Regions from separate parts of the Mus musculus genome. Here region 1 is linked to region 2. A link is a loop called in an ENCODE intact Hi-C map of the cell type or tissue named here. Cell type or tissue: heart. All regions are shown on one strand. Links, peaks and the distances in the headings refer to the core of each region. The heading gives the core; the rest is flanking DNA.

Region 1 (15,501 bases), core at 4,890-12,889, 240 kb before region 2:
AGGAAGGAAAATTAGAACTCTTACAAAGTAAAGGAAGACAACAGAAAGAAGAAAAGTAGTTCTTCTCCCTTACATAGGGCCAGAGAACCTCCTTAGCTTGTAGGGCTATCAGTTAATTACCACAAGCACAAGAGGATCAGAGAGTGAGAGGGAAATAGGCAGCAAAGGAAGAAGGCCTGGACAGAAATGACTCCAGAGCTCTTGCAACTGTGATAAGGAAATCAAGAGAAGTAGATATTTAGATAGGTGAAACGGGTACCTATTAGGGAGTCTTGGGACATCAAATACACCTGGGAAAGAGAGAAAAGGAAACAAGTCTCTTTGTGACTTAAGTTCCTTTTGAGGTGTTGGTCAAAGCCACAATAGAAACTGAAGCTGACTGTAGCACCACCCCCAGCCCCAGCATGTTGAGTTGGCTGAAAAGTGCACTATCCCCTGAGATCCATTGTCCTGCCCAGGCTGCCCATCTGAGACCAGCTACACCAAGAACATCTGGGTCCCCTAACAATTGAAGCAGGGTTATCTCTGTTGTCTGCCACTGGATCCCCTCCCCCTTTCTGGATTACCTATCTGAACCTCAGTGGGAGATGTCCTAGTCCTGCTGGGCCTACATGTCCCAGGGTGGTGTAGTATCCAAGAGGGGGTGCTCATTCTCTGAGGGAAAAGGGAATAGGTAATCATGGGAGGGATGGAGGGTGCTGAGATCAAAATATAAAAAGAAATGTATATATATATATATATATATATATATATATGTGAGAAATATATATAAGTGTGTGTGTGTGTATATATATAAATATATATATATATATATATATATATATGGAAATAATCAAACACAGGGCTAAGATGAATGATTTAGAAACAAAAGAACAATGCAGAGATGGTTCTTTAAGAAAATCAACAAGATAGACAAACCCTTAGCCAAACTAACTAAAAGGCAGACAGTCTCCAATTCACAAAAGCAGAAATGAAAAGGGAGACAGAACAACAGACACCGAGGAAATCCAAAGAATCATTCAGTCTTACTTTGAAAACCTATACTCCACAAACTTGGTAAATCTGAATGAAATGGGTGATTTTCTAGATAGATATCATAAAAGGAAGACAGGTCTTTGGTCAGGAGAATAAGAGTACCTGCATTTATTTCCCTTTTAGAACCACCAAACAAGTTCTCAAAGAAAATCTAAAATAAATGAATGGTTTTCTAGACAGATAACACCAATGTTAAATCAAGATCAGATAAGCTATCTAAACAGTCCTATTACCCCTAAGAAAATAGAAGTAGATATTAAAAGTCTCACAACCAAAAAAAGTCTAGGGGCAGATAGTTTTAGTGCAGAATTCTACCAGACTTTCGCTAGAGTGTTAATACCAATACTCCTCAAACTATTCCATAAAATAGAAAGAAAAGGAACATTTTTGCCAAACTCATTCTATGAGGCCACAGTCACCCTGAAAAACAACATAAAAAAATCAACAAAGAAAGATGATTTTAGATCAATTTCTACTATAAACACTGATGGAAATGTACTCAATAGTGGCAAACTGATTCTAAGAACACATAAAAAACTTCATCCACCATAATCAAGTCGGCTTCATTCCAGGGATACAGGTATAGTTTAATATATGAAAATTGATCAATGTAATCCACTATAAAAAGAAAGTGAAAGAAAAGTTACATGACTATCTCATTAGATGTTGAAAAAGCCTTTGACAAAATCTAAAACACCTACATCTAAAACTCTTGGAGAAACATATAAAAAGGACACATGCTCCACTTTGTTCATAGCAGCATTATTTATAATAGCCAGAAGCTGTAAAGACCCCATATGTCCCTCAAGAGAGGAATAGATACCGAAAATGTGATACATTTTGTCTTAGTCAGGGTTTCTATTCCTGGATAAAACATCATGACCAAGAAGCAAGTTGGAGACAAAAGGGTTTATTCCGCTTACATTTCCACACTGCTGTTATCACCAAAGGATGCAGGACTGGAACTCAAGCAGGTCAGGAAGCAGGAGCTGATGCAGAGGCCATGGAGGGATGTTACTTACTGGCTTGCCTCTCCTGGCTTGCTCAGCCTGCTCTCTTATAGAACCAAGACAACCAGCCCAGAGATGGCACCACCCACAATGGGGCCTCCTCCCTTGATCACTAATTGAGAAAATGCCTTACAGATGGATCTTGTGGCGGCATTTCCCCAACTGAAACTCCTTTCTCTGTGATAACTCCAGCCTGTGTCAAGTTGACACAAAACCAGCCAGTACACATTTATACAATGGAATACTACTCAGCTATTAAAAACAATAATTCATAAAATTCTTAGCCAAATGGATGGAACTAGAAAATATCATCCTAAGTGAGGTAACCCAGTCACAAAAGAACACACATGGTATGCACTCACTGATAAGTAGATAGATATTAGCCCAGAAGCTCAGAATACCCAAATACAATTCACAGATCACATGAAGCTGAAGAAGAAGGAAGACCAAAGTATGGGTACTTCAGTCCTTCTTAGAAGGGGAACAAAATACTCATGTGAGGAGATGCCGAGACAAAGTGTGGAGCAGAGACTGAAGGAAAGGCCATCCAGAGACTGCACCATCTGGGGATAAATCCCATATACAGTCACCAAACCCAGACACTATTGTGGATGCCAACAAATGCTTACTGACAGAAGCCTGATATAGCTGTCTCCTGAGAGGCTCTGCCAGTGCCTGACAAATACAAAGGTGGATGTTCTCAGCCAACCATTGGACTGAACACAAGTTCCCCAATGAAGGAGCTAGAGAAAGGACTAAAGGAGCTAAAGGAGCTTGCAGCCCCATAGAAGGAACAACAGTATGAACTAACCAGTACCCCCAGAGCTCCCAGGGATTAAACCACCAACCAGAGTACACATGGAGAGATCTATGGCTCCAGCTGCATATGTAGCACAGGATGGCCTTGTTGGACATCAATGGGAGAAGAAGCCCTTGGTCCTGTGAAGACTCTATGCCCCAGTGTAGGGGAATGCCATGGCCAGGAAGCGGGAGTGGGTGGGTTGGTGAACAGGGGGAAGGGGGATAGGTTGGGGGTTTTTCGGAGCAGAAACCAGGAAAGGGGATAACATTTGAAACGTAAATAAAGAAAATATCGAATAATTTAAAAGTAAAAAAATAAAAGTCTTGGAGAAATCAGGGATACAAAGTGCATACCTAAACATAACAAAAGCAATTTATGCAAACCAACAGCCAACATCAAATTAAAGGAAGAGAAACAGAGCAATTCGCCTTAGATGAGGGTCAAGACAAGGCTGTCCACTCTCTCCCTATCCATTCATCATAGAACTAGAAGTTATACCTGGAGCAATAAAACAAGTAAAGGAGATAAGGGTTACAAACCGGAAAGGAAGAAGTGAAAATATTGCTTTTTGCAGATGATATGATAGTATATAAGTGATCCCAAAATTTCTACCAGAGAAATCCTTCAGGTGATAAACACATTTAGCAAAGTGGTTCAATACAAAATTAACTCAAAATCAGTAGCCCTTCTTTATACAAATGAGAAAAGAAATTATGGAAATAACACCCTTTACAATAGCCACAAATAATATAAAATACCTTGGTGTAACTCTAACCAAGCAAGTGAAAGATCTATATGAGAAGAACTTCAAGTCTCTGAAGATAGAAATTAAGGAAGACATCCAAAGATGGAAAGATCTCCCAAGTTCATGGATCTGTAGAATTAACATAGTAAAAATAGCCATCTCACCAAAAGCAATCTACATATTCTATGCAATTCCCATCAAAATTCCAATACAATTTTTTTACAGACCTTAAAAATGCAATTCTCAACTTCATATGGAAAAACAAAACCCCAGGATACCTAAAACAATCCTGTACAATAAGAGAATTTCTGAAGGCATCACCATCCCTGATTTCAAACTACACTACAGAGCAATACTAATTAAAATGCATGGTATTCACATAAACACAGACAGGCTGATTGATAGAATTGAAGACCCAAAAATAAACCTATATACTTATGAACTATGAATGCTTGATAGTTGACAAAGGAGCCAAAACCTTACATTGGAAAAATGAAAGCATCTTCAACAAATGGTCCTGATTTAACTAGATGTCTGCTTGTAAAAGAATGCAAATAGCCTCAAGTGGTGATTTGAATATGCTTGGCCCATGGTAAGTGGCACTATTAGGATTTTGGCCTTATTGAAAGAAGTATGCCCTTATACAGGAAGTGTTTCACTGTGGGAATGGGGTCTGAGGTCTCTATGCCCAAGTTCCACACAGTGTGGAGAGAGAGTCTCCTCCAGGCTTCCTACAGAAGAGAGTCTTAAATCAAGATAAACTCCAGGCTCCTCCTGCATCATGTCTACCTGCATGCTACCATACTTCCTACCATGATGATAATGGATGGAACTTCAGAAACTGTAAGTCAGCCCCAATAAAATGTTTCCTTTTATGAGAGTTGCCTTGGTCATGATGTCTCTTCGTAGCAATGGAAACACCAATTAAGACAATGCATAGCTATCATCCTGCAAAAAACTCAACTCCAAGTGGATCAAAGACTTCAACATAAAATCAAACACACTAAAAATCTAATAGAAGAGAAAGTGGGGAACTGCCTTGAATACAGTAGACAAATTCCTGAACAGAGCACTAATAGCTCAGGTACTAAGATCAACAATTAATAAGTGGGACCTCATGAAACTGGACAGTTTTTGTAAGGCTAAAGATACCATCAATAGGACAAAATAGAAGCCTACATTATGGGAAAATATCTTTACTAATCCTACATCCAATAGAGGCCTAATATTCAAAATATATATATATATATATATATATATATATATACTCAAGAAATTAGATACCACCAAACCAAATAACCCAATTAAAATTGAGGTACAGAACTCAATAGAGAATTCTCAACAGAGGAATCTTGAATGGCCATGAAACACTTAAACAAATGTTCAATGTCCTTAGTTATCAAAAAAAGCAAATCAAAGACTCCGAGATTCCATCTTATAAGCAGTCAGAATGGCTAAGACCAAAAACTGAAGTGTCAGCACCTGCTGGTGTGGATGTGTAGCAAGGAGAACATGCCTTCATTGCTGGTTGGAGTACAGACTTGTACTACCACTGGAAATCAATTTGGTGGTTTCTCAGAAAACTGGGAATACTTCTACCTCAAGACCTGGCTATCCTACTCCTGGGCATATACCCAAAAGATGCTCCATTATACCACAAGGATCCTTGCTTAACCGTGTTCATAACAGCTTTATTAATCTAGATGCCCCTCAACTGAAGATTGGATTTTAAAAAAATGTAGTACATCTACTATTCAGCTACTAAAAGCAAGAGCATCATGAAAACTGCAGGCAATGGATGAAACTTGAAAAATATTATTCTGAGTGAGGTAACCCAGACCCAGAAAGACATGTACTCACTTATAATTAATTGGACATTAACTGTAAAGTACAGGATACCTATGCTACAATCCACAAAACCAAAGAAACTAACAGGGCATGCCCAAGAAGGAATGCATGAAGAAGAAACAAAATAGTCACTGGAGGTGGATAAAAAAGAGGGAACTGGGTGGGAAAGGAGGTGAAGAGAGCAGTGGAGATGGGGATCAGGTATGGCTGGAGGTAGGCAGGAGAGTGCTGGGCAAAGAAATGGAAATGGTTCTAAGACATCTCTGGGACTAACTATAGACATGGATGGAGGAGGCTTCAGGGAGTCTATGGGGGTGACCCTAGCTGAGGTTCTTTTCTACCAGTGAAGGATATGGAGATTAAAGTGGTCACCTAGTGTGGCCAGGCAGGACTTCTAGTGGAGGGAGGTGGACATCACCCCATCGACAAAATCTTCAACCCAGTTTGTTCTCCCTACAAAAGATGCAGGGATAAAAATGGAGCCGAGTCTGAGGGAACCAATGACTACCCCAACTTGAGACCCAACCCAAATGGGACACAACCCTGACACTATTAGTGAATGCTCAGCTATGCTTGTAGACAGGAGTCACATGCAGATTTAAACAGATGCAGACACCCATAGCCAAACATCAGGAGGAGCTTGGAAGAGTAGGGGATAGGATTGAGCAAGAAAGAAGGATCAAGGATAACACAAGAAGACCTACAGAACCAACAGACCTGGGACCATGGGGGCCCACAGAGACTGAACCACCAACCAAAAAGCATGTAGGGGCTGGACCTATATCCCCTACACATTTGGAGCAGATGAGCAGCTTGGTCTTGATCTGAGTTCCCTAGCAGTTAGAGTGGGGGCTGTCTTTTACTTAGTTGCCTGCCCCTGGATCTCCTTCCCCTAACTGAACTGCCTGGTTGGGCCTCAGTGGGAAAGGACGTGCTTAGTTCTGCTGGGACTGGATGCCCCAGGAAGAGAGGAGGCAACGTGGGGAGGGATTTGTAAAGATGGAATTGGGTGGAGAGGGGGAGGGAGGTTTTGATCAGAATGTAAATTTAATGAATGAATTAATGAATTAATGAAAAAATAATTTTATGGTCGTGAGTCACAAGAACATGAGGAACTGTATTAAAGGCTGGCATTAGAGAAGTTAAGAGGAACTGCCACAGAGGGTTTTGGGGACTCAAGCTAGGATCTCAGACTTTCCTGTAGTTCCATTCAGCCCCACCTAGAGAAAACTGTGTAGGACAGAAAAGCTCAGTACTAGGGCTTACGGATTCAGACAGACGAGGATATGAAGGACACCTCTCTCCAGAGACCTTTACACTTGTCTCTCAGTGTCCCCTGAAGTACACGGAGGGCTGGAGAGATGACTCAGCAGTTGAGTGTGCTATTTTGGAAAACCTGAGTTTGGTTCCCAGCACTCACTTCAGTGGCTGATGACAGCATTTAACATTCATTACCTTCAAGGCCTCCGACATCCTCTTCAGGCCTCTGTGGGGAATCACACACATGTAGCATTTATACTGAGAGACACATACATATACAAAACATAAATAATCCTTAAACTAATAATTAGGGTTCTGAAGAGACGGCTTAGTGGTTTAAACCACTCGTTGCTCTTAAAGAGAACCCAAGTTTAATTTCTAGCACACACGTGGCATCTGAAAAGCATCTAAAACTGTTCTTGGAGATCCAAATCCAGTTCTGGCCTGCACATGCATTTGGTATATACACACATGCAAGCACATACTCATACACATAAAATAAAAATAAACCTTCAAAAAAGTTAAAATAGGAGAGGGCCTGGAAAGGCCCAGTAAAGGTAACTATCTCCAAGCCTGCTGCCCTGAATTCAAACCCTGGGGCCAGCACAGTGGGAAACCTATTCTCAGGAACTATCCTCTGACTTCCACAGGCACACTGGCACACTTGCCAGCCCGCAATAAATAAATATGGATTTAAAACATGGGGAGTGCTCTCCCAAAAGATTGTAAAAGGAAAAAAAAATGAATACGTTTTTTCTTTTTTTTTTCCTTTTTTTTTATTAGATATTTTCTCCATTTACATTTTAAATGCTATCCCGAAAGCCCCCCTATACCCTCCCACCCACCCACCCCGGGGGGGGGGAACCTAAATCTAAATACAGCCTGCACCATGCATTCAGAACATCAAGAACATAACACAGAAAACCTAGAGGGTCTTAAGGTTAGCAGTGTGGTGAAACGCCAACAACACTACCAGTGCTCACATACAGGGAACTGACGTCACCAACATCGAGGCACTCCTCTTGCTGGACAGAGCTCATCAAGTCGTCCCCCCCCCCCCCCAAGGCCCGCAAGGGCGTGGGGGTGGGGAGTAACTCTAAACCCACGGGGAGGGGGAATCCTGATGCCAGTACCAAAAGGCCCGCCCCAACCCCGGTGAGGATGCACCACATCGGATCCACCCCATCTGGGGACAAGGGTCCCTTGCTCACCATAGCGCGGCTTGCAGGCTCACCCGCTCTCTTCACATAATTTGCCTCATAATTTGTCACAGCGGTGCACTTCGTACAGAGCAACGTCTCCAACGCGACTACCTCAGTCTTAGAGCTTGGAAGGTGGCATGGCGGCCAAGAAATCCCGCCTCCCGCTGGCACTCGATTGGACTGCCTACTTGGAAGCTCTGATTGGCTAGCAATGTTTGAGTGATAGCATCCTTAAGCTGCACATGACTGAAGGGACCAGTACTGCTAGTCACTCCCAGCCCTGCCTTCGGCCCTATGTGCGGACCTGAATGAGCTCCAGTGAGATCTACATTTACACAGAACCTGTTTCTTCCTCCCAGAACTGGCTCGGCTGTCTTCTTGCACTTAGTTGGCACTCCTTGCTTCAGAGCACAGGGTCGCTCATGTGCACTGCCCACTACACAATTCTGCTTAAATGCAAATCTCCCTGGATCTGGAACAGGTCTGCACCCTTTAGCGAACACACAACTGGGAAGGAGTGTGGCTCTCCCTACGCCTTTAGCTCTCCTTTCCATCAAAGGGAACGTCTGTCACTCACGCCTCTTTAGCCAATCAAAGCATCGGGACATGCAGTTCCCTCAGAAAGCACGGATAGGAGGCGGGTCTTCCCTGCAGGCGGTGCTCAGTGTTCTGCTTTGCCTCTGAGGGAGAGGTACGCAATGGACAGGAGTGCAGTGCACTGTGGGCCCGCTGTGCGGAGCCATGAGGACAGCGCAGAACCCCGCCGTGGTGAAGCTTATGTAAGCGAGTAGCAGCTTACTGATCCCTGATGGAGTAGGGCAAACGACCGAGTTGGCTGTGGTCATCTTTCCCGGGATAGGGGCGGGTGACAGTGGGACAGCCAGCGTCCAGTAGTTTTCAGAAACCTGAGATTGACCCCTCCTAGTGGCCCCTGGGCAGATCTGTCTGGACGGGCCAGAAGCTTCCATTGAGGACTCTGATGCTGTGCGGGCCCTGCAGCAGTGATGATTTTAGCGGTTCTTATTGCGTATTAAAAAAAAAAAAAAAAAAAAAAAAAAAGACCGAGTCTCATTAAGTAACTTTCACTAGCTAGAACTTGGCATGTAGACCAAGCTGGCCTAGAACTCAATAGATCTGTCTGTCTACGCGTTCTGATTGTTGAATGAAGGCATGGGCAACTACTCTGACTGGAATAGGTGGAGTTTTAGAGTTGGACCATAAGGCAGCTAGTTTCTTTGTGTTTAAGTTTCTGATTATACTGTTTTGTTACTCTGTTCTTTCCCAAGTGTTAGTACACCTTTTTTATTATTGTAATGCTGGGACAAATTCAAAGATTTTTGTCTATGTTTGTGGGTGCAAACATTCATCAGTAATGGTCACTTCCTTGATGATCCGCCCACCAGTTACCTAGCAACAGCCAGGTAAGAGCCTGGCTTGATAAAAAAGCTCGCGCTCTCTCTCTCTCTCTCTCTCTCTCTCTCTCTCTCTCTCTCTCTCTCTCTCTCTCTCTCTCTCCCTCCCTCCCTCCCTCCCTCCCTCCCTCCCTCCCTCTAATGTCCCCAGCCAGCCTCTTCCCCTCTTTCTCTTTTCTTCTGTTCTTCTCTGTCCCCGTCTTCTCTGCCTCTACCGACTTCCCCAGGTTCCAAATAAACTCCCTTTCATACTAAGTTCATCCTATAGCTGATTTCTCAGAGGGAACTCTTTGGCATGGGCCTAGGCAGGCAGGCGCTCCCTTTGGTACCACTGGCTCCATTTTATAAAACACATTAAAATTAATATATGACATCTAGATTATAATTTATTCTTCTCAGATCTCTGACTACATTGACAGCTAAGCTAACTGCAGCTTAACAGCTAGATAGGGCGACCAGCCCCTTACCCCAAGGTAATCCACTACTGTATTAGCTCTTTAGTCAATTCATTAGATAGTTAAGACTACCAGATCGCTTAACAAAAAGGCAGACTGGTTGCCTTGCTCACAGGCTTCATGATAGAAGATATACAAGTTCCAGATGTAATCTTTCCAAGATGTAACCTTCTGCTACTCCCTTATCTAAAAAACTCGGTTTTCAGTGACTGTTCCCCAGTGATCAACCACCTATGTCTCATGGTCAATAGCTGTATAGAAAGATGTAGCTTTATGAAAGGTCTGAGGGTATAAGCTTAACTTATGAGGATCCAAGAAAACATTTGAGGGTAGACAGTGCCTTGAGGTCAATAATTCAAAGATATAAAAGTTGGAGGACATAAAAAAACAAAAACAAAACCTTAGAGCCTGGCAGTGGTGGTGCACGCCTTTAGTCCCAGTACTTGGGAAGCAGAGGCAGGCGGATTTCTGAGTTCGAGGCCAGCCTGGTCTACAAAGTGAGTTCCAGGACAGCCAGGGCTGCACAGAAACCCTGTCTCGAAAACAAGCAAACAAACAAACAAACAAAAACTTAGATGGTGATAGGAAAATTATTTCAGGTACAAAACGCTTCAGATTTCTTCCCCTCACTATATTAAGACTTCAAAAGTTCAGAAGACAGAAAAACCCTGTCTCAAAAATCCAAAATAATAATAATAATAATAATAATAATAAAACTAAGAGAAGGATAGCCAAGAGACTGAAGAAAGGAAACAATGTCAGCTATAACTACTCAAACACAAAGTACAAAGAACATCAAACAAGAGCATCAAAATCAAGAATAAAACATCATTTTTTAAATGGTCACAGACCTTTCAAGAATAACTTAAAGTAATAATAGCTTCAATTTTCAAATCAAATGAAACATGTCACATGATTGGATTAAGAAACAAAGCCAGGCCGGTCAGTGGTGGTACACACCTTTAATCCCAGCACTTGGGAGGTAGAGGCAGGTGGATTTCTGAGTTAGAGGCCAGCCTGGTCTACAAAGTGAGTTCCAGGACAGCCAGGGCTACACAGAGAAACCCTGTCTCGGGAAAAAAAAACAAAACAAAACAAAACAAAAACAAACAAACAAACAAGAAACAAAACCAGTCTAAGATACTCAGCTTTTTTTTTTCTTTTTTTCGAAACATATTCACTCCTTCCATTCATTCAAGTCCAGCAGTCATGACATCCACCATTTTAGTTTATTTTTTACTTCTCACTTCATTATTGTCATTACTTAATCTTTACCCTGTATCCACACAGGGGATGTCTTTTACACAAGAATAAGTTGTCCTTTACCTAGTATGTGATTTTTATATTGCAAGTCTAATCATCATTAGTAGTGATTGAAAGACAGCCTAGGATGAAGTGGGAATCATGAAGGAAATATATCCTCACCCCCAGAGACCAGGTCACTGTAGTTCTCCCACATGGCATCCTGAACAAAGCCCTCTGAGCAGTGTCCAGGCATCATCACTTTTATTGGGAGAAGTCTATGTTCTTTGAAAAGTGATGGACCCTGACTTGAAAATTAAGTTCCCATGGTGTGTGCTGGATGAGTCATTTACTTTGCTAAGGGAATGTTTGTAACTAAAGGTCTTGTTCTACTATCAGTAATCTATATAAACTATTTGAAAACTTATGCTCTAAGAGGGAAGACTCTGTGACTTATCTGTAAAGTTCCAAGAGAATCTCAGAGGAAACTTTATTGAAGATGGACCTTTCTTCAGTTATTTATAATGATTCTGTGTAGGGGTAAGACCTCTTGCTCTTTTCCCTGTCCACTGGTGTCCTTATTCAGCTCATGCTTAGCTAACATGTCGGTGGCACTTTGAGGGTGTCATTTTGGTTATTACTGGGAAACATGATTGCCTGCAAACTTCCTGATCTTCTGGCTCTTATGGTCTGGTTTTTCTGCTTCTTCTTCTGAAATGGTCTCTAAGCCTTTGATATACAAATGTTTCTCTAGGGCTGGAGAGATGCCTCAGAGGTTAAGAGCACTGATTGCTCTTCTGAAGGTCCTGAGTTCAAATTCCAGCAACCACAAGGTGGCTCACAGCCATCAGTAGTGAGAACTGTCACTTTCTTCTAGAGTGTCTGAAGACAGCTATAGAATAAATAAATCTTTAAAAAAAACCAATGTTTCTCTACATGTATCATTGATATTAGGCTCCAGAACTCTGCATGTTGATTAGTTGTGCTTTTCTGTAGTGATCCCTGTGTGTTGCAAACAGAAGTTTCCTTGATGAGTAGTAAAGATGATATTTATTTGTAGGTATAGGGCCAGATATTTACAGATTGTGGGGATTTTGCTGGTTTAATAAATTAGTGCTGTGGAGTCTCCTTCAATAACCATGACTTCACTAGCACTAGCAGTGAGCATGTTTTCCCTCTGGTTGAGTAGGTCTTAAGTCTAATTAGAGCTGTTGTTTACTGTCATGGTTTATGCGCCACTACTTTACCCTTATTTATTGTGCAATGCTGGTCATTGATGTAGCTAATAGGCATCACAGCTAGGAAAGACTTGGTTGCTTGTCTCTTTGGAAACTATTTGGTACCATAATAGCTAGTCCCAGGGTGGGAGCATTCAGCACAGTGCCAGCTCAAGAATCTCTGGGCCCTGTTTTTTGAAGTGCATGGTCTGTGTCTTTAGCAATGGGTACATCCTTTCTACTTCTCTGGCCAGATAAGTAATGCAGCAATGGGCTGTAGGTTTTGGGAGTCTCTTAGATAGCCCTAGTAAACAATTCAAAAGAACTTCTCAGGACTGCTATTAGGATTTTCATTAAGTGGTCTTCAGTTCTTGGAGAGAGGGTTCTCAGCTCAAGTAAGATACATAACTATATATGTAGCTTTATAAACAGAATTATATGAAGTTTGGTTTCAAGGCAAATAGTTAGACATCCTTACATGGTACCGTCCATCCATCCATATTCGCCTCCCTTCCCCTTCCCTTAGGAAACCTCCTTTCCTGTTTCCCCTATCACATCACTTATGCACCATGACTGTTTCAGGCACCTTTTTATTAAGTTACCGTCCTTCCTCTTCCTTCTGTATTTGCTTCCCTCAGGAAGCCTCGTTCCTATTTCCATTACCAGATCCTTTGTGCTGTGGTATTCACCTTTACATCCCACATTTACCTCACTGCACATCCCTAAAATGCTCCCAATTACCCATTGTATTTTTGCGACATGTTTTTGTTAAAAATATCACTCATAGAATGGCTAACATTAATGATACCTTTCCAGTATAAAATAGAAATTCATTACCCCAAGGTAGCAGTAAACAAACACAAGCTCTAATTTATTTACTAGTAATTGAGACAGAAAGTTAATTTAATATTATACATAATCTATAACATATACTTAAAGCTCAAATCCTATAATATCCTATAATATCTTTACATCGAAGCTATACCATACAAATATAAATATCCTGTTCCACTGAAGTACATAAATGTGCAACAATTTTGATTTTAGATGGTTATGAGAAATATTAGTTACAAGTCTTTATGTTTTAAATTATTACAAGTTTAGTCAAATGTAACATGAATTCTATACCATTATTAGTAGTTGATTTCAGAATAATTCTGTATGAAACATTAGTACATATGTAACCTATTTTCAAAAAATTGCTTAGTGGATATCATATTTATTTAGGGTTTCTATTGCTGTGAGAGACATCATAACCATAGTAACTCCTATAAAGGAAAATATTTAAGGAACACACTTACAGTTTTAGGTTTTGTCAATTATCTCCATTTGGGAAGCATGGTGGCACACAGGCAGATATGGTGTTGAAGAGGTAGCTGAGAATTCTACACATGGTTCGAGAGGAGGCAGGAAGAATGACAATGGATGGGCCTTGCTTAAGCATCTGAAACCTTAAAGTCCACCCCCAGTGACTTCTTCCAATTAAACCACACATACTCCAACAAGGCCACACCCTCTAATAATGTCACTTCCTATATATCTGTGCAGGCCACTTTCAGGCAAACCACCAGAGTGAATATACGATGTATTTCTAGGTAAAATGTTTTCAAATTCATACCAGTGTAGAGCTTCCTAGTGTGACTCTCTGATATTGAGGAAGGGTTAAATATTGGTTAAAGGCTTCTATCTATACTTCATATTTTAAAGAACATTTTTCTTGGGTGAACAAGTATGTCAGTAATTACCCTTGCTTTTGTCTCATACGTGAATTTTATAATGTGTTCTAAATTTACAGTCTTTGGTAATGTATTCAAAACATTCTTTACATTTGAAAAGACTTTTTCCAGTATGGATTCCAGGATGATTTTTAAGATTTGCAAATCAGGTAATAGATTTTGAACATTCTTTACATCTGTAAAGGTTCTCTTATGACTGGATTCTGTGATGTTTTTGAAGAGATGAGCCCTCAGCAAAAGACTTGCCACATTCTTTGCATTTTTAAGGTTTCTCTCCTGTATGGATTCTGCAGTGTCTTTGAAGATGTGAGTGCTGGGTAAAGGACTTGCCACAATCTGTGCATTTGTAAGGTTTCTCACCAGTATGGATTCTGTGATGAATTTTAAGAGCTGAGGCCATGGTAAAAGATTTGCCACATTCTTTACATTTGTAAGGTTTCTCTCCAGTGTGGATTCTGTGGTGGGCTTTAAGAGTCGAGCCCTCAGTAAAAGACTTGCCACATTCTTTACATTTGTAGGGTTTCTCTCCAGTATGAATTCTGTGGTGGGTTTTAAGAGTTGAACCCTCTGCAAAACCCTTGCCACATTCCTTACACTTGCAAGGTTTGTTTCTACTGTGTATTCTGTGGTGGGCTTGAAGATGTGAGCCCTGGGAAAAGGACTTGCCACATTCTTTACATTTATAAGATTTCTCTCCTGTGTGGGTTTTATGATGCCTTTGAAGAGAATAGCTATTAGAAAAGGACTTGCCGCAATCTGTACATATGTAAGGTTTCTCTCCAGTATGGATTCTGTAGTGGGTTTGAAGATGGGAGTGCTGAGTAAAGGACTTGCCACATTCTTTACATTTATAAGATTTCTCTCCAGTATGGGTTCTGTGATGTGTTCGAAGACAGGAGCTGCTGATAAAAGCCTTGCCACAATCTGCACATTTGTAAGGCTTATCTCCAGTATGAATTCTGCTATGAACTTGAAGATTTGATCGTTTGGCAAAGGACTTCCCACATTCTTTACATTTGTAGGGTTTTTCTCCAGTATGGATTCTGTGGTGGGATTTAAGAGTTGAGCCCTCGGCAAAAGACCTGCCACATTCTTTACATTTATAAGATTTCTCTCCAGTATGGGTTTTGTGATGTGTTCGAAGACAGGATCGGCTGGTAAAGGACTTGCCACAATCTGCACATTTGTAAGGTCTATCTCCGGTATGAATTCTGCTATGACCTTGAAGATTTGATCGTGTGGCAAAGGACTTTCCACATTCTTTACATTTGTAGGGTTTCTCTCCTGTATGGATCCTGTGGTGGGATTTAAGAGTTGAGCCCTCGGCAAAAGCCTTGCCACAATCTGTACATTTGTAAGGTTTCTCTCCAGTATGAAGCCTTAGATGAATTTGAAGAGAGTAGCCATGAGTAAAGGACTTGCCACACTCTTTACATCTGTATGGTTTCTCACCAGTGTGGATTCTCTGATGAGCTTGCAGATATGAACCTGTAGTAAAAGACCTTTTACATATTTTACATTTATAAGGTTTTTCTCC
Region 2 (15,501 bases), core at 3,384-11,383:
ATTATGTGCAACAAGGGTTCTGCAGTTGCTTTCCACTGTGTACTGGGATACCTTTGCTCCTTAGCACTTGGGAGCTATACCATGGCCTTCTTATCCAGGAATCTGCCTGACACATTCAATGAAGCCAAGTGCCTGTCATTCAGCATGCAGGTATTCTTCTGTGTTTGGATCACTTTCCTCCCTGTCTACCATAGCACAAAGGGGAAGGTCATGGTGGCTATGGAAGTCTTCTCTATCTTGGCTTCCAGTACATCATTTCTTGCCTTGATATTTGTCCCTAAGTGCTACATAATTTTGTTAAGGCCAGATAAGAACTCATGTCTTGATATCAGGAACAAAATACATTCAAGAAGAAGTAGTCATTTAAAATTTATTTAAGAGTTAAAATTAATCCATGTTAATTAAACATAATGGTTAAAAAGTATGACATCATTCTAAATCTTTTATTCAGATATATTATTACGTGGGTTCATAATTCTTAATTTCATTGCTTTAGTGTTTCTTTGTAGTGTAACAATTTTTATTTAAGACTGATCTTTATGTTATACATTTTTTTTTCTGTAACAGTATCTCACTTTGTGTCTTTTATTGGTCTACTTCCCCATAAGTTGACAATTGTGGTATAACTTATTCTGTCTTCTTCTGTCTGCAAAGTGCTGATGTTGAAGATATGTAACCATCCCCAGCCATTTTATATTCATTTGGTTCTTCTTTGATTAAATATTCTTTAACTTATTTTATTTACTTAAATTCCAAATATTACCCCCTTGCCAGTACCCCCCCCAAGTTTATTTACCCCACCCTCCCTCCTCTTGGCCTCTGAGAGGGTGTTCCCTCACCCATGAACCCACCCTGCCCCCTCACATCCCTCCACTTCCCCAAGCATCCCCTTTATGTAACAGATTTCATTTGTTTTTGAACTGTAAATTATTTTATTATACTCTACTGTGTAAATTCAACATCGTAAGAGAAGTTTGTCTCTCAAGCATCAATTTCAAATGTTCTTATTTTCAGAAGAAATTCCATGGCTCAGAATGACAGTAGAAGCTCTTTCTATTTTGATTTCACATTATTTTGTAAAATGAGGGAAAACATGGGTAACTAAAAATGATGCCTCATTGGAAGCTAGCAGTCATTTAGAAATCCAGAGCTCAGTAACAGAATGTTAGTGACTGATCTGGCAGTTCACAAATTTTTATGGGTACAATGTACTGGGGCAGAGGTAAATCAGGAGAGCTCACTTCAGAAACAAGCATTATGGAGGATGAATTACCTTAAACTGTACAACAGATGTAATATGGAGTTAAATACTTCATTGAAAAAATTAAACAGTTTTGTTAAAGCAGTGGAAATCATTTATAATTGACAATGAAATTGGAAATATCATTTTAAATGGCCTCAGGGAAAAACTTTGAATTTGATTATATATGCCATATGTGGATATTCAAAGTTCCTGAGCAAAATTCATGGCTCTGTGAAAGCAGGGGATTATTAATGTCTCTTATTGTAGAAAAATCACAAATGCCACTAATATGAGTCAATATTAGTTCATGTTCAGTCCCTTATTGTTTTTCTGTTTGAAGATTTGTTATCATTGTGATATGGTTAAAGAGGTGTGCTTTTTAGTGGTGGGTAGAGGTTTTTTTTTTTTTTTCTCCATTTACCCTGTTATGTTTCTCAGGCAATGTAGAAAGAAAGAAGGCGGAAAAGGAGTAGAGTAGTGTACTCCAGCAGAAGTGATTATTTATTTCCAAGAGAAGGAAAAAGAGACCTTCTAGTGAGAAAGGTGATTCCTATCAAAAAGGGAGAGGAACAGTAGAGTTTATGTAAGGGTTTTTTTTTTTTTTTTTTTAGACATGGAAAGGTAAATGCAGATCCTTTTTTCTCTTTTGGTCATTACTTCACATGTATCTATCATATCCTTAGAAATTGATTTGTTATGACTACAACGATGCATGGTTTAGTGGGTGACGGATTCATGTTAGGGCAGAAAGAACTGGGGTTTCCACATTGAGTCAGGGGATTTCAGCAATACTTCATAGAATCAAAAACTCTTTGGCTAGATGCAACATCATCCCTTCCTTACCATGCCTGATTATTGTTTGAGGAAATCTCATCTAGCAAGAGAGGCTACAAGAAGCCTGGGGATGTGACAAGTTCATTGCATGCAGTCATACTTTTTACACACTTATCAGAAATAAAATATAATGGATGTCTCCAGGAGGAGAACAATTGTAGTTGCTAAGACACATAACATTTGCAAGCTATACAGAGTACAAAAGGTTAATGTCTGAAAATAATTGTCCTGTGAAGCTTCTGTATGCTTGGCTGACTTTTTTGGTAATACAGAGTTACACAGGTGCCTGAATGCTCCGTTGACTGAGGTACTGCTTCAGGTGTCAGAAACCTGACTGGACACCTTGCCCCAGGAGCTATTGTCCCTAAACTTAAAATAATATGGCACATACTTTTAAAAAAAGTCTTATTTATTGATTTTATGTATGTGCATATATTTTAGCTGTCTTCAGGGAATTGAACTCAGGACCTCTGGAAGAGCTAGTCAGCGTTCTCAATTTCTGAGACACCTTTCCAGCCCTGGCACATCCTTCTTAAGCCAACTAGACCAGGCCATCTCCAGGATTCAGCACAGTTCCACTTCTTTGAAATATTTTTATTTCATTGCAATTCAAACTTTAAAGCATACATGGAGAATCAAAGCAATCAGGGCTATAATGCTCTCCAGTATAACCAACAAAACATTCTAGAGACATTTATAAGGACCACATTTATGAATCCAATTAGAGACAAAAACAATTAAGAAAAACCTTCATTAGCTTTTGTGCAGCAATAAAGGATAATTCATGCAAATTTAGTTAATAGTTAATTTTTCATCATGGAAGGCATGAATATATATTCATCAAGTGTTTGTGAAACCATCTTTGCCTAGGAAACAATATGAGTAGTAGTAGTAACATATGCATTCAAAAGAGAAAACATAGCAAGGACCAGCAACCTCGAAGTCAAACCCTCTCTCTGAGATTTTATCAATGCTTTTCTCTCAGTCACTGGTTTCTACAGCTGATTCACTCTTGGTAGAGAGTCTCTTGTTCATGGCTTCATGACTCAATCACCCCCATTCAATTTCTATTCTTAGGTTTAGCAGTTGTATCCATAGTGGATTTTCTTGGTCCATCTTTCACAGATCAAGTCACTCATTCAGGTTTTCACAACGGGATTTCAGTACCCTGAGAAAAAGCACAAACCTAATCTTAAATCCAGTGAATTCCTGGATCTGGGCAGTTCTCATGACCTGCCATAACATCTCTCCAACATACTGTGATTTTTAATTTGTTCGAGAAGGACAAAAAAAGTTTTTTTTTTTTTTTTTGTAGCAGTAGGCTATCCTTGCCCTTGCTCTAGAGGATTGAATATTATGAGAAGTCATACTACTCTATTCTCTCTCCTGCATTTTTAAGTCATCCATTAGATCTTTCCCCAAACAATTGATGCTAAGAGTTATATAAAATGCCTGTGATGTGGCTCAATTAGAACAGATTATTGGTAACATTCTTTAAAAAGCTTGGCAGTATATAGAGAAGAATTGCCAGTTTTAATATTTTACTGAGAACTAAAATAGCAAAATTTCTGAGTAAAAGGGCGATCACATCCTTACCTGCTTCTCCTGATATGAGAACAGCAAAAATGAGCAAACATTAAGTAGGTATGATGTCCTGAACGTATTTTAACTTCCCCAAACAGGAAATGTGAGTAACATCCACATGCAAATATGATTTACAGTAGCCCTCCAGGAGTTACACATAAGTGAGTAAAGACTTGATATTAACGAGTACACATGAAGGATATTTTTAGCTGTAAGGTGATTCTGCTATTTAGTTAGTAAAAAATATCATTGAAATACTGAAGCATTTTGATATAAGCACTTATGAGATTCTTATGCTTCCTGTAGTTTATTAATTCCTAAGAAAATGGCAGTGGTAAGGGCAAACTTCCCTTGTATTTCCCTTAGACAAAATGCCTGGAATATTAGAATGTAACCTTATATGACCAAAATAAAGTATATTTTTCTGTGTCTGCAATTTCTGTTGAATCAATTTTGTAAATTGTGAATTGAGGTTTCTGATGATGAAATCTATATTGATTCTAGATTCTCCCCTGCTAGCACTGTGTATTATGTATCAGAACAAAAGTTTAGAAGCTGTGTTAACCTTTTTAAGCAAAGTTAATTATGAGTAATTGAATTTGTTGCACCCAAGCACCTGAGTAAATAAAAGTCAGTAAAGTGTATCTAGAAGCCAGGGCAGTATTACCATATTTGGTGACATTTACAAAGAATCCAGTAACTTATACCATGTGCGTGGTGTTACAGCACTTGTCCATAAGCCTCCAAGACATAGGGAGAGTGGTAGGCTGTAGAAAGGAGTGTTTTGTAATTTCCTCATAAGTAAGGACCCAAGGGTTTTGAGAAGTGAGATGTTAATGGCAACAGCTACCAACAAGGCAGGCTGAGAGAGGGAAATGCAAAAGGAACATTGGGAGGAGTTTGGGTGGGTGGTTAGGGAAGGAAGTTGACTATATACTGGAAGTATTTGAATTCCTATTATATGAAGTCCTGTGTCCAGAAAACCCAGAGTAAACTAGAGCCCAGTAAACTAGCTACAAGAATGAGAAACAACATTTTTCATGCTTTGAAGACCAATGAGAAACCAGCATGCAATGGCCACGTGCATCCTTACACAAAAACAACAAAATTTACAAGCAGAGAAATCAAAGATTCATCCATATTTTGGAGAGGAGCTGGGTCTGGCTCAATGCAGTTGGGGGTAGGGCAGCCCAGCAGCACTTGGCTTCTATGTGAGGCTCTGGACATTACAAAGATATCCATTGGGCCCCAAGTGTTACTTGTGAATTCTTTAACCGCAAGTCCCCCTTACCCATGCTTGGTGTTCTAAGATGTTACATTTTTATCGACCCAGCTTTCCTGCCAGCTAGACAGAGGTAGGAGCAGGCAAAAGAAGGGCCTGCGACTGTAGGTAGACTGAAAGGTAGAGTCTTTGGCTCCTGGATACCATCCCAAGTCAGAGCATCACAAATTCAGAGGCTCAGCTTCACTAGACAGATCATACAAAGACAGATCTGATATATAAGACAACAATATTTAAAATTGGTCTTTGCTACTTCTAGGTCCATCAGTCCTTATATTGTGTGTTTGTTTAATTTAGACGCCCCCTAAATAGTAACCCACGAGGACAGACCGGATGTGGACAAGTCACAAAACAGACAACAGTAAAGACTGAATTGGTGTCGCACAGAGGTTTCACCAGACTGATTATGACAATTTTACCAATAGGATTGTGTTTCAACTGATTTCTTGTATAATCCCTGGACTGCCTGGTATCCTCTGGAAATTGCTTTGTTGAACAGCCTAGGCGTTGGAACCCAGGTGAAGTTGCCACATACTGGGCCACTGCAGTTTCTGTCACCCAGCGTCAGTAGATGGCATTTCCAAGGCTCCAAGGCAAATAACGGATCAGAAAATAACTGATGGCCTTGGATGAACTTCCAACTACGCAGAAATTACTCAATAAATAAATACATAAAAATAAAGAATAAAAAAGTAAAATAAAAAAATAGGCGTCTCCCAATTGCCCGAATGGGGTGTACAAACCCCATCAATTTCACCCTGTTTATCAGACAGGGTATCTCTTAACCATAATCCAGGAACCAACAGGAAGCTTACTGTTTAGAGTCTGCCATTCACCTTGGGATTCTGCAGAGGGAATGCATTTCCTGGAGACCCTAGACACAGCTGGGTCAGCCCACCCCTCCATTATCCGGGATGAAAAGAGAATTTGGGGCTTTTTCTCTTCCTCCTCCTCCTCCTCCTCCTCCTCCTCCTCCTCCTCCTCCTCCTCCTCCTCCTCCTCCTCCTCCTCCTCCTCCTCCTCCTCCTCCTCCCCTCCTCCTCATCCTCCTCCTCCTCCTCCCCCCCCCCTCCTCCTCCTCCCCCCCCCCCACCACCATTTCGGTCCAAATTAAAAGCAACAGTTTATTAAATATTAGGTACTGACCAAGAGATGGACCTGGGTCAGAAATATCCGCAGAATTTCCCAGCCGGAATAGCCCCCGGTCACATATTGTAGGGGTTTATACAGATAATCAATTTGGCCACCGCACTTTCTCACGAGGGTTACTTAGAAAAAAAAACTACAATTCCCAGAATCGCTAGAAGTTACCTGGCTCCTGGGCCGGTAACGCTTACAGGCTAATTTTGGCAATTACATACGCAAGCTTGATTTCCATTACATATCCACCTTCATTTCCGGAGGAAGAAAGGGAAGTGCCTAATGAATAAAGCAAAGGTAGTTCAAGCAAGCTCCAGATTTCCCGATTTAGAGAGCTAGGGAGGGCAGGGTCAATTCCTACAAAGGGGAGGAGCAGCCCGAGCTGACGCGGTGGGTTCTCCCCAGAGCTGGATGGGAAGACAGACGGGTATGCTTTTGGAAAACAGGCACAAGCGCTACTGAAATTCAAATCTCTGTGTATCTGCAGAAAGAATGATACTGTAGTGGAAGACCAGGCCAGCAACCAAGCGGAGTCCCATCTGCACATTCTAACCCTAAGGGAGGTTTAATGGCCAATCAGAACCTTGAGGTGGAGCTGTTCATGTTACGCAAGACTTAGTGACCAATCGGAGCCTTGGGGTGGATTTGTCAGTCAGGAGAGAAGGCGGGACCTTCCGGGTTCCTTGCGGCAGTTTCAGCTCTATAACGGACCCTGCTGGAAAAGTTCTGATTGTTTTTCTCTAAGCGCTGCTGCTGGGTGCTGTGAGGGAAGCTCTAGCAAGTTGCTAATTCGCGACATGGTGAGTGCAGAGCCACTGCCCACAGAGGGAAGGAGCAGGCAGTTGTGTAGCAGAAGTTGGTATGGTGGCTTGTCCCTGGGTCTGGGTGGTAAGTGTGGCCAGATCTGACCACCTGTTACTTCCCTTTTTGTCCTAGTCATTCCCTGAACCCAGCGGTGGGCTGTGAATAACTTCACTATGAGGGCGGCATCTGCTCAAAGCATCTGGCTCAGAGACTTGTGTGTGGAAACATCCTTAGCAGGATGTCAAACTCAGAGAGGCCTAGTTTCTCTACTTCTAAAAGTTAACTCCCCCATCATTTAACATTTAGCTGTAAGACCTATTTGGAGTTAATTCTGTAGAAGTTATAAAAGGCATCTCATGTTGGGTAGCACTCCCATATCAAACTGTGGTGTAGAAGAGTAGAATTGATGATGTTAAAGGATTTACCAATGCTTAGGAGATAGTTAAGCGACAGCAAGTAGAGTTTAGCTGAGGGAGGAATGCCTCTGAGACACCCTACAGATAAGTAGTGTGCTAACCAGACCCGTTAGAGATCAGGATGCTAGGATAGATATATTTGTTCACTAGGATTGTCCAGAAAAGTGCTCCAGTGCTTAACAAAGGAGGCTACTCTGATTGACAACCAGCCACTAGGGCCATCCTCATAGCAAAGAACTGGCTGCTCAAGGGAGCGTTATAGAGTCCCAATCAACATTAAAGGCTGTTTATCACAAAGTGCTGCTAGTTTTCTTCTTGAGAAAAAGCATAGTTCTGCCATATTCGCAGGAGAACACCGGCTGGCAACTCTTTGAAAAGGGAAAACACTGTTGGGTCCAGGACTGGCTTGATCAAGCAAGGCTTTCTGTGAGGCCCTTATGTATAGAAAATGGCATAGCTCTTTCTCAAACCCAGGAACATGCTTGACAGAGCCAGGTAGGCCCTCATGTATTGAGAGTAAAATAGAACTTTTCTTTTTCTTTTTCCTTTTTTTCTTCCTTTGTCTTTATTATTAGTAGTAATTATTTTACTTATTTACATTCAAATGTTGTCCCTTCCTGGTCTCCCCTCCACAACCTCCATCCCATCCCCTCCCCTTTGCCTCTATGAGGGTTCCTACCCACTCACCCACTCCTGCCTCACCCTTCTAGCATCCCCCCCTACCCCCAGGGGGGCAACAAGCTTCCACAAGACCAAGCTCCTCCCCTCCCATTGATGTTAGTTAAGGCAGTCCTCTGCTACTGCTACATATGTAGCAGGAGCCATGAACCCACTCATATATACTCTTTGGTTGGTGGTTTAGTTCCTGGGGGCACTGATGGGTCTTGTACTGGCTAGTTTTGTGTCAACTTGACACAGCTGGAGTTATCACAGAAAAAGGAGCTTCAGTTGGGGAAATGCCTCCATGAGATCCAACTGTAAGGCATTTTCTCAATTAGTGATCAAGGGGGAAAGGCCCCTTGTGGGTGGGACCATCTCTGGGCTGGTAGTCTTGGTTCTGTAAGAGAGCAGGCTGAGCAAGCCAGTAAAGAACATCCCTCCATGGCCTCTGCATCAGCTCCTGCTCCCTGACCTGCTTGAGTTCCAGCCCTGACTTCCTTTGGTGATGAACAGCAGAATGGAAGTGTAAGCCGAATAAACCCTTTCCTCCCCAACTTGCTTCTTGGTCATGATGTTTGTGCAGGAATAGAAACCCTGACTAAGACAGGTCTGGTTAGTTAATATTGTTGTTCTTTCTATTGGACCCAGCCATGGGAACCCAGTGGAAGAGTTAAGGGAAGGACTGATGGAGCTGAAGGGGATTGTAACACTATAGGAAGAGTCCCTTTACTAAAGCAAGGAACATGCTTGGGAGAGGTGGTAATGATCTGAGGCCAAAGCCTCTGGGGGAAGGTTACTTCAGATCCTGAGAACCAAACACTTCTCACCATATGGGGTTGTGGTTATCAGACCCAAGACCTCTGTAGGCTTTAAGTGATGACCTTGAAATACCCTGTGTTCCCTTGTACAGTATTATTTTATTAGAGTCCCCCTGAGTTTGTCCCATTGTATGGTAGTTTCTACTGACTTCATAGAAATTTCCCATTTCTTTCCATTTGCCTTTGGTCAGTAGAACACAAGATGCTATTCTTAAGATGCCTATTTGGCATAAGACATAGCTTGCACAAGACCTCCCCTCCCCAGCTTTTATCTTTTCTACTTTCTACATTTCCTATCTTTCTCATCCTCTGGGGCCTTCCACTTAGAACCCTGTCAGGGCTGATTTGAGTCTTGGTTTAACTCCTCATCTTGGTAAACCACCCTCATATCCACCTTGTTAGGACCCCTAATTGTTCTCTTGCTATTGACATGTGTACCCTGCATATTGAACAATCTTACAGCCTTCATAAAAGAGAATAGGAACAGTGCAGCTGATGGTCCTGTGCCAACAATATGAGACCCTGAGGACAGGACCTGAAGAATATGAATTACTTACCCCAGACCACTGAATTTAGCTCCAGTATTGGAGCTTGTACAAGAAAAAAGGGAGAATGAGGGACCCTAAGGGCTTTTTCTATTCCCACACCCTCCTTACAGCTTCCCTCTCCCGCCTGGGGTCAAGGCTAGGCCAAGTTCCATTCTCCACCCACAGGAATATTCTTGAGTAAAAAATTCTCAGAATGTACTGAATGATAGTACCCTCTGGAAAGTCCCAGGTAGAGTTCAAATGTATGTCATGCTTGCTAGCCAATAGATTTAATGGTCAATATGCTTAGGCAATAAGTTTGAACTGTAACCTTGCTGATGTAACCTGTGCCCCTAGAAAGTATAAAACTGCTTGTAATGGCCATTCAGGGTCACCTTCTAGTCACTTGAGGGACTAATTGAAGATCAACAACAACATGCCAGAAAATAAACTTCTTCATTTTGTATCGAGAAAAAAAAAAGAATAATAATAATAAATGACTCTGTGTTGCAGGATATTTGTTCTCACTGTGAACCCCATGTTATTCACTGGAAAACCTATTTTTAATTATGCTGTGGCTCAACTTTAGCCCACACCTTTAATCTATGAACTTCCTGCTTGAATTTTGTAAACAGGATTTAATAAAGTCACCCATAGGTTAAGAGTCAGAGTAAGTAACCAGTTGGCAAAGGTGTAATTAGGATTGATAAGAAAAAAACATAGCCGGGCGTGGTGGCACACGCTTTTAATCCCAGCACTCAGGAGGCAGAGGCAGACAGATTTCTGAGTTCAAGGCCAGTCTGGTCTACAGAGTGAGTTCCAGGACAGCCAGGGCTACACAGAGAAACCCTGTCTCGGAAAAACCAAAAAAAAAAAAAAAAAAAGAAAGAAAAAAGAAAAAGAAAAAAAAACCATAAAGAGTAAGAAGGAGTCAGTGAGATGAATAGAGATGCACACATTAGAAGGATTTTTTACTGTGGTATGAGAGAGCACCATTCTTGGTGGAGCATCTGCTGAGGAGAAAAGTCAGCTGGTTACTTTCTCTTCCTCTGATTAGCAGACTTTCAACCCAGCTCTAGCTTCTGGGTCTTCATTGGTAAAATAGAGCAATTGAGATTTAAAAACAAATTATGGGAATATCTGTGCTTTGTAAATCTCCCATCTGTGATGTGAGTGGCCAGACTTGCAGTCTATTGTCCATATTTAAATTGTTCAAAATATAATATACTATGGAGACTGAACCTAAAAGAGACTTAGGTTGACAGCATATAGGAAATATGAAACCTGTTCTCAGTGCTCTACTTGAGCATTAGCCAGAGCTGAATGCATGCTGTCATTAAAGACACATTTCTTAATTATTCTTTTAATTGTGTTTGTATTGGTTTCTCCCTGTGAAGGCATATTAATTCTAGAATAGCTACATCTCTGGCTCTTCCCTGTCCTCACATTGCTTAGGGTCATGTCTGCTCTGGATAACAGCTCTTGGGTGAGTTCACTGACCTTTTAGGAGATCAGTGAAGTTGTCATGAGAAGGGAGACAGGGGACAGGGAAGAGAAAGGGAGAAAGTTGGTGCACACATAGGATGGAGAAAATGCCAAGGGAGCAAAGAAGGAAGAGTTTCTTGGGGCAAGAGAAGCTCATCTTAGAGGATGGTGTATGGCAGCCATGCCCTATAACAGTAGAGAGTGAGGGATGCTGGGAGAACCTAGATGCCAGGTCTGTTTTGGTGTGTTAAACAGGCACCTCAGCTGCTTGTCCAGGGTCCGAAACCCAACAAATCATACTACAGAAAAAAGTAAAAATGAGGGTAAGAATCAGACTGAGTCTTTTTGTTTGAATTTTTATAATGACAGTAAATTATAATTTATCAAAAATGTAATAGTCCTAGACAAATTACACATCTCTTTGTTTTCTATGATGAAATTACCCACCTTAGATGGTAACACTTTTGCTTTGGAGGACATTTTTAAACATTTTTATATATCATTTTGTATATGTTTAATGTATTATATAATTAATATACCTCTACTGTGTTACATTACATATGTATTTGTATTATTTGAATAGTTATTCAAACATTACCTTTCTTTAAAGAGAAGGAAGAATTCTCTTTTGGTATTAAGTGTACAGGAACCTCTGTAATTCCACAATCCAAACTAGTGGAAGATAATGAGAAAATGACCTGGGTTTGTTTGTTTTATATCTTGCATGGTATATATTTCACACTGCTGAGAGCAAAACCTCTGATTTCACAGATCTGGACAGGGCCCATGAATGAGCTTGTTATGAATTCCTGTGTGATGGTCACCCTTTGCACAAACGGAATGAAAATTGTATCTATCAAAATCATGCTTTCCCTGCCTTGGCTGTTTTGCTTTTCTTTGTTCATTATTGCTTCCCTTCTTTGTATTTTCATCTATGCATATTGAATGAATTTTTTAATTGATATATATATATATATATATTCTTCTCTCATACAGTATATGCTGACCAGTGTCCACTTCCCCCAGCTAACCTGAACCTCTCCTGTCTTCCTCTTCCTCAGATCTACTTCTCCAACTCCATTTCAGAATAGGGCAGGCCTCCAAGAGAGCACAAGGAAACAAGAACAAGATACAAAAAGACAAGGCAATAGACTTCATATTGACACTGTACAAGGCACCCCGATAAGAGGAAAAGAGTCTTAGAAGCAGGTAAGACAGACAGAGCTATACCTGCTCGCACTGTTAGAAGTCCCAGAAAAACACCAAGCTAACAGCTGTAACAGAGCAAAAGATGATCTGGTACAAACCCATACACACCCCATGCTTACCATTTAAATCTCTGTGAGATCTCTGGCCTTCGAGGTAGAATAGGACATGGATTCTTTCTCGTGGAGTCAGCCTCAAGTAAAATCAAACATTGGGTTGACACTCAAATACATTTGGTGCCACCGTGCCTCTGCACATCTTGCATGCAGGACAGAGTTTAGGTAGAGGCTTTTTAAGCTGGGTTCGCATACAGGTTTCTATTTCTGAAGCCTGTAGGGTACCTTCTCACCCCAGAGAGACTAGAATATAAGGACGAAGGCTCCAAGTCTGCTTAACCAAGCTCTTGACCATCCTCTGCATTCAGTGAGCTGTGTGAAAGTTGTCCTGAGCAATAGGGTCCTGCTGTCAGGTTTCAGAGAGCAACCTTCTGTCCTAGCATAAGCCAGGGTTCTTTAGAGATCTTCATAGGACCTCCTTGGCCAACCACTCAACCAAATGTAGCCCAGTCCCACCACTGAAGCCCTGCCTTGCTACAAAGGATGGCCAGATCAGATTCCAAATTCTTCATTACTAGGATTCCTCAGTAACACACCTAACCTAGATTGTTATGAGTAGGATGGCTGTTAATACTCTGTTCATCCTACTGATCCATGGACATGAGAGATTTTTACATCTTCTGATAATTCTTCAGTTTGTTTCTTGAAAGACTTGTAGTTTTTAATCATACAAGTCTTTCACTTGCTTTTTTAGAGTTACTTTAGCCTATTTTACATTATTTGAGGGTATTGTGAAGGGTGTTCTTTGCCTGATTTCTTTCTTACTCCATTTGTTACTTTAGTTTATTTTGTTTGTTATTTATTTACCATCATAAATTCCAAGAAGTTACCAGTGCATTCAGTTTCTACACTAACCCTCAAATGCTCACAAAATCCAGCTGTTCACTTACTGCACTCTCTCCGTGTCTCTAACTGATCTCTCCCATTCCTGTCCCCATTCACCCTCAGTCCACCCATAGAATCCATTCTGGTTTCCCTTTTGAGAGAGATCCATGTTTCCCCCTGTCTTAGTCAGGGTTTCTATTCCTGCACAAACATCATGACCAACAAGCACGTTGGGGAGGGAAGGGTTTATTCAGCTTACACTTCCAAATTGCAGTTCATCACCAAAGGAAATCAGGACTGGAACTCAAGTAGGTCAGGAAGCAGGAGCTGATGCAGAGGCCTTGGAGGGATATTTCTTATAGCTTGCTTCCCCTGGCTTGCTCAGCTTCCTTTCTTACAGAGCCCAGAGATGGTACGACCCACAAGAGGCCCTCCCACCCTTGATCACTAATTGAGAGAATGCCTTGCAGTTGGATCTCATGGAAGCATTTCCTCACCTGAAGCTCCTTTCTCTGTGATAACTCCAGCTTGTGTCAAGTTGACATAAAATCAGCCAGTACACCCCTCCCCCGTAGAGCACTCCTTTTTACCTATCCTCCCTGGGTCTGAGTATTGTAGCCCAACTATCATTTATTTAACAAGCAACATCCATTTGGAAGGGAAAGTATACCATGTTTGTATTTCTGGGTCTTTGTTACCTCACTTAGGGTGATTTTAGTTTTTGAGTTGGCATCTATTTTCCTTTAAATTTCATGACGTCAAATTTCATGACATTAGTGTGTACATGTACCATGTTTTCTTTATCCCTCTTCAGTTTAGAGAAATCTAGCTTGTTTCCAGTTTCTGTCCTGTAAAAATAAAGCTGCTATGAACATAGTTGAGCCATTGTCCTTTTGGTAAGATGAAGTAGTTTTTGGGTATATGGCCAAGAGTGGTATAGGTGGATTTTTCAGTAGAACAATTCCCAGTTTTCTGAGGAATCACAATATTGATTTCCATAGTGACTGTATTAATTCGCCCTCTCACCAGCAAAGGAGGAATGTTCCCCTTTCTCCACATCCTTGCCAGCATGAGCTCTCACTTGTGTTATTGATCTTATCCATTCTGACATGTATAATCTCATGAAATCTCAAAGTAGTTTTCATTTCCATTTCCATGATGAATTAGGATGTTGAACATTTCTTTAACTGTTTCTCAGCCATTTGAGATTCCTCTTATTTTAAATTGAACTTTTTATTCTTTTTTTTAAATTTTATTTAATCTATCCCTTTTACACTATAGATTTTATCCTTCTCTTGGTCCACCTCTAGCTGTTCCCAATCCCATACCTCCTCCTCAACCCTCCCCACACCCCATGTCCCCAGCCCCTACCCCCCACCCTACCAGAACTCTAAACTCCCTGGGGCCTCCAGTCTTTTGAGGGTTAGATGCATCTTCTCTGACTGAACCCAGATCCGCAGTGCTGTGCTGTATATGTGTTGGGGGCCTCATATCAGCTGGAGTAGGCTGCCTGGTTGGTAGTCCAGTGTCTGAGAGATCTCAGAGGTCCAGGTAAATTGAGACTGCTGGTCCTCTTACAGGGTCGCCTTCCTCTTTAGCTTCTTCCAACTTTTCCCTAATTCAACCACAGGGATCAGCAGCTTCTGTCCATTAGTTGGGTGCAAATATCTGCATCTGACTGTTTCAGGTGCTTGTTGGGTCTTTCGGACAGTAGTCATGACAGGTCCCTTTCTGTGAGCACTCTATAGCCTCAGTAATAGTGTCAGGCCTTGGAGCCTCCCCTTGAGCTCCATCCCTTTTGGGCCTGTCACTGGACCTTCTTTTCCTCAGGCTCCTCTCCATTTCCATCCCTGCAGTTCTTTCAGACAAGAACAATTATGGGTCAGACTTTTAACTGTGGGATGGCAATCCCATCCCTCACTTGATGCCCTGTCTTTCTACTGGAGGTGGGCTCTATACATTCCCTCTCCCTACTGTAGGGTATTTCATCTAAGGTCCCTCCCTTTGAGTCCTGGGAGTCTCTCACCTCCCATGTCTCTGGTACATTCTGGAGGGTTCCCCCACCTCCTACCTCCCGAGGTTACCTGTTTCAATTCTTTCTGCTGACCCTCAGGGCTTCAGTCCTTTTCCCTTACCCAATACCTGATCATGTTCCCCTCTTCCCCACCCCATCCCTCTCAAGTAGGATTAAGGAGTCCTCTCTTGGGTCATTCATCTTGTTGACCTGTTTGAGTTCTATGGACTATATTTTGGGTATTCTGTACTTTTTTTGGGCTAATATCCTCTTACTAGTGAGTACATACCATGCATATCCATTTGGGTCTGCATGATATTTTCTAGTTCCATACATTTGCCTGCAAATCTCATGATATCCTTGTTCTTCATATCTGAGTAGTATTCCATTATGTAAATGAACTACATTTTCTGTATCCATTCTTTTGTAATGGGACATCTGGGTTGTTTCCAGCTAATGGCTATCACAAACAAGGCTGCTATGAACATAGTGGAACAAGTGCCCCTGTGGCGTGGTGGGGCATCTTTTGGGGATATTTCAAAGAGTG

The links. A loop is a pair of places that touch in the nucleus more often than their neighbours do. Peaks named below come from ENCODE experiments on the same cell type or tissue, not always from the same donor. Only the 100,000 strongest peaks of a DNase experiment are listed, where the experiment ranks them.
Region 1: it touches region 2 in a loop (5-fold over the local background); 20 of 42 quality-filtered maps call a loop at or near these places.

What each region holds. Positions count from the first base shown.
Region 1 is chr7:41,626,105-41,641,605 of GRCm38, reverse strand. It overlaps Zfp788 (zinc finger protein 788), which reads right to left and starts at 8,075. Exons shown (of 6, transcript NM_023363.3): 1 at 7,912-8,075; 2 at 6,896-6,926. Gm51480 (a long non-coding RNA gene) reads left to right here and starts at 8,593. Exons shown (of 3, transcript XR_003946761.1): 1 at 8,593-8,681. In heart, for the core only: a CTCF peak has its summit at 8,627; DNase peaks (open chromatin) are centred at 8,085 and 8,635; H3K4me3 peaks cover 2,125 bases; H3K27ac peaks cover 1,930 bases.
Region 2 is chr7:41,384,609-41,400,109 of GRCm38, reverse strand. AI987944 (expressed sequence AI987944) reads left to right here and starts at 6,731. Exons shown (of 5, transcript NM_001199330.1): 1 at 6,731-6,883; 2 at 11,855-12,002. Gm17102 (predicted gene 17102) reads right to left here and starts at 6,412. Exons shown (of 2, transcript NR_166533.1): 1 at 6,090-6,412; 2 at 2,657-3,245. It overlaps Vmn2r57 (vomeronasal 2, receptor 57), which reads left to right. Exons shown (of 6, transcript NM_177764.4): 6 at 1-378. The coding sequence ends at 378. In heart, for the core only: a CTCF peak has its summit at 6,661; a DNase peak (open chromatin) is centred at 6,679; H3K4me3 peaks cover 1,773 bases; H3K27ac peaks cover 1,246 bases.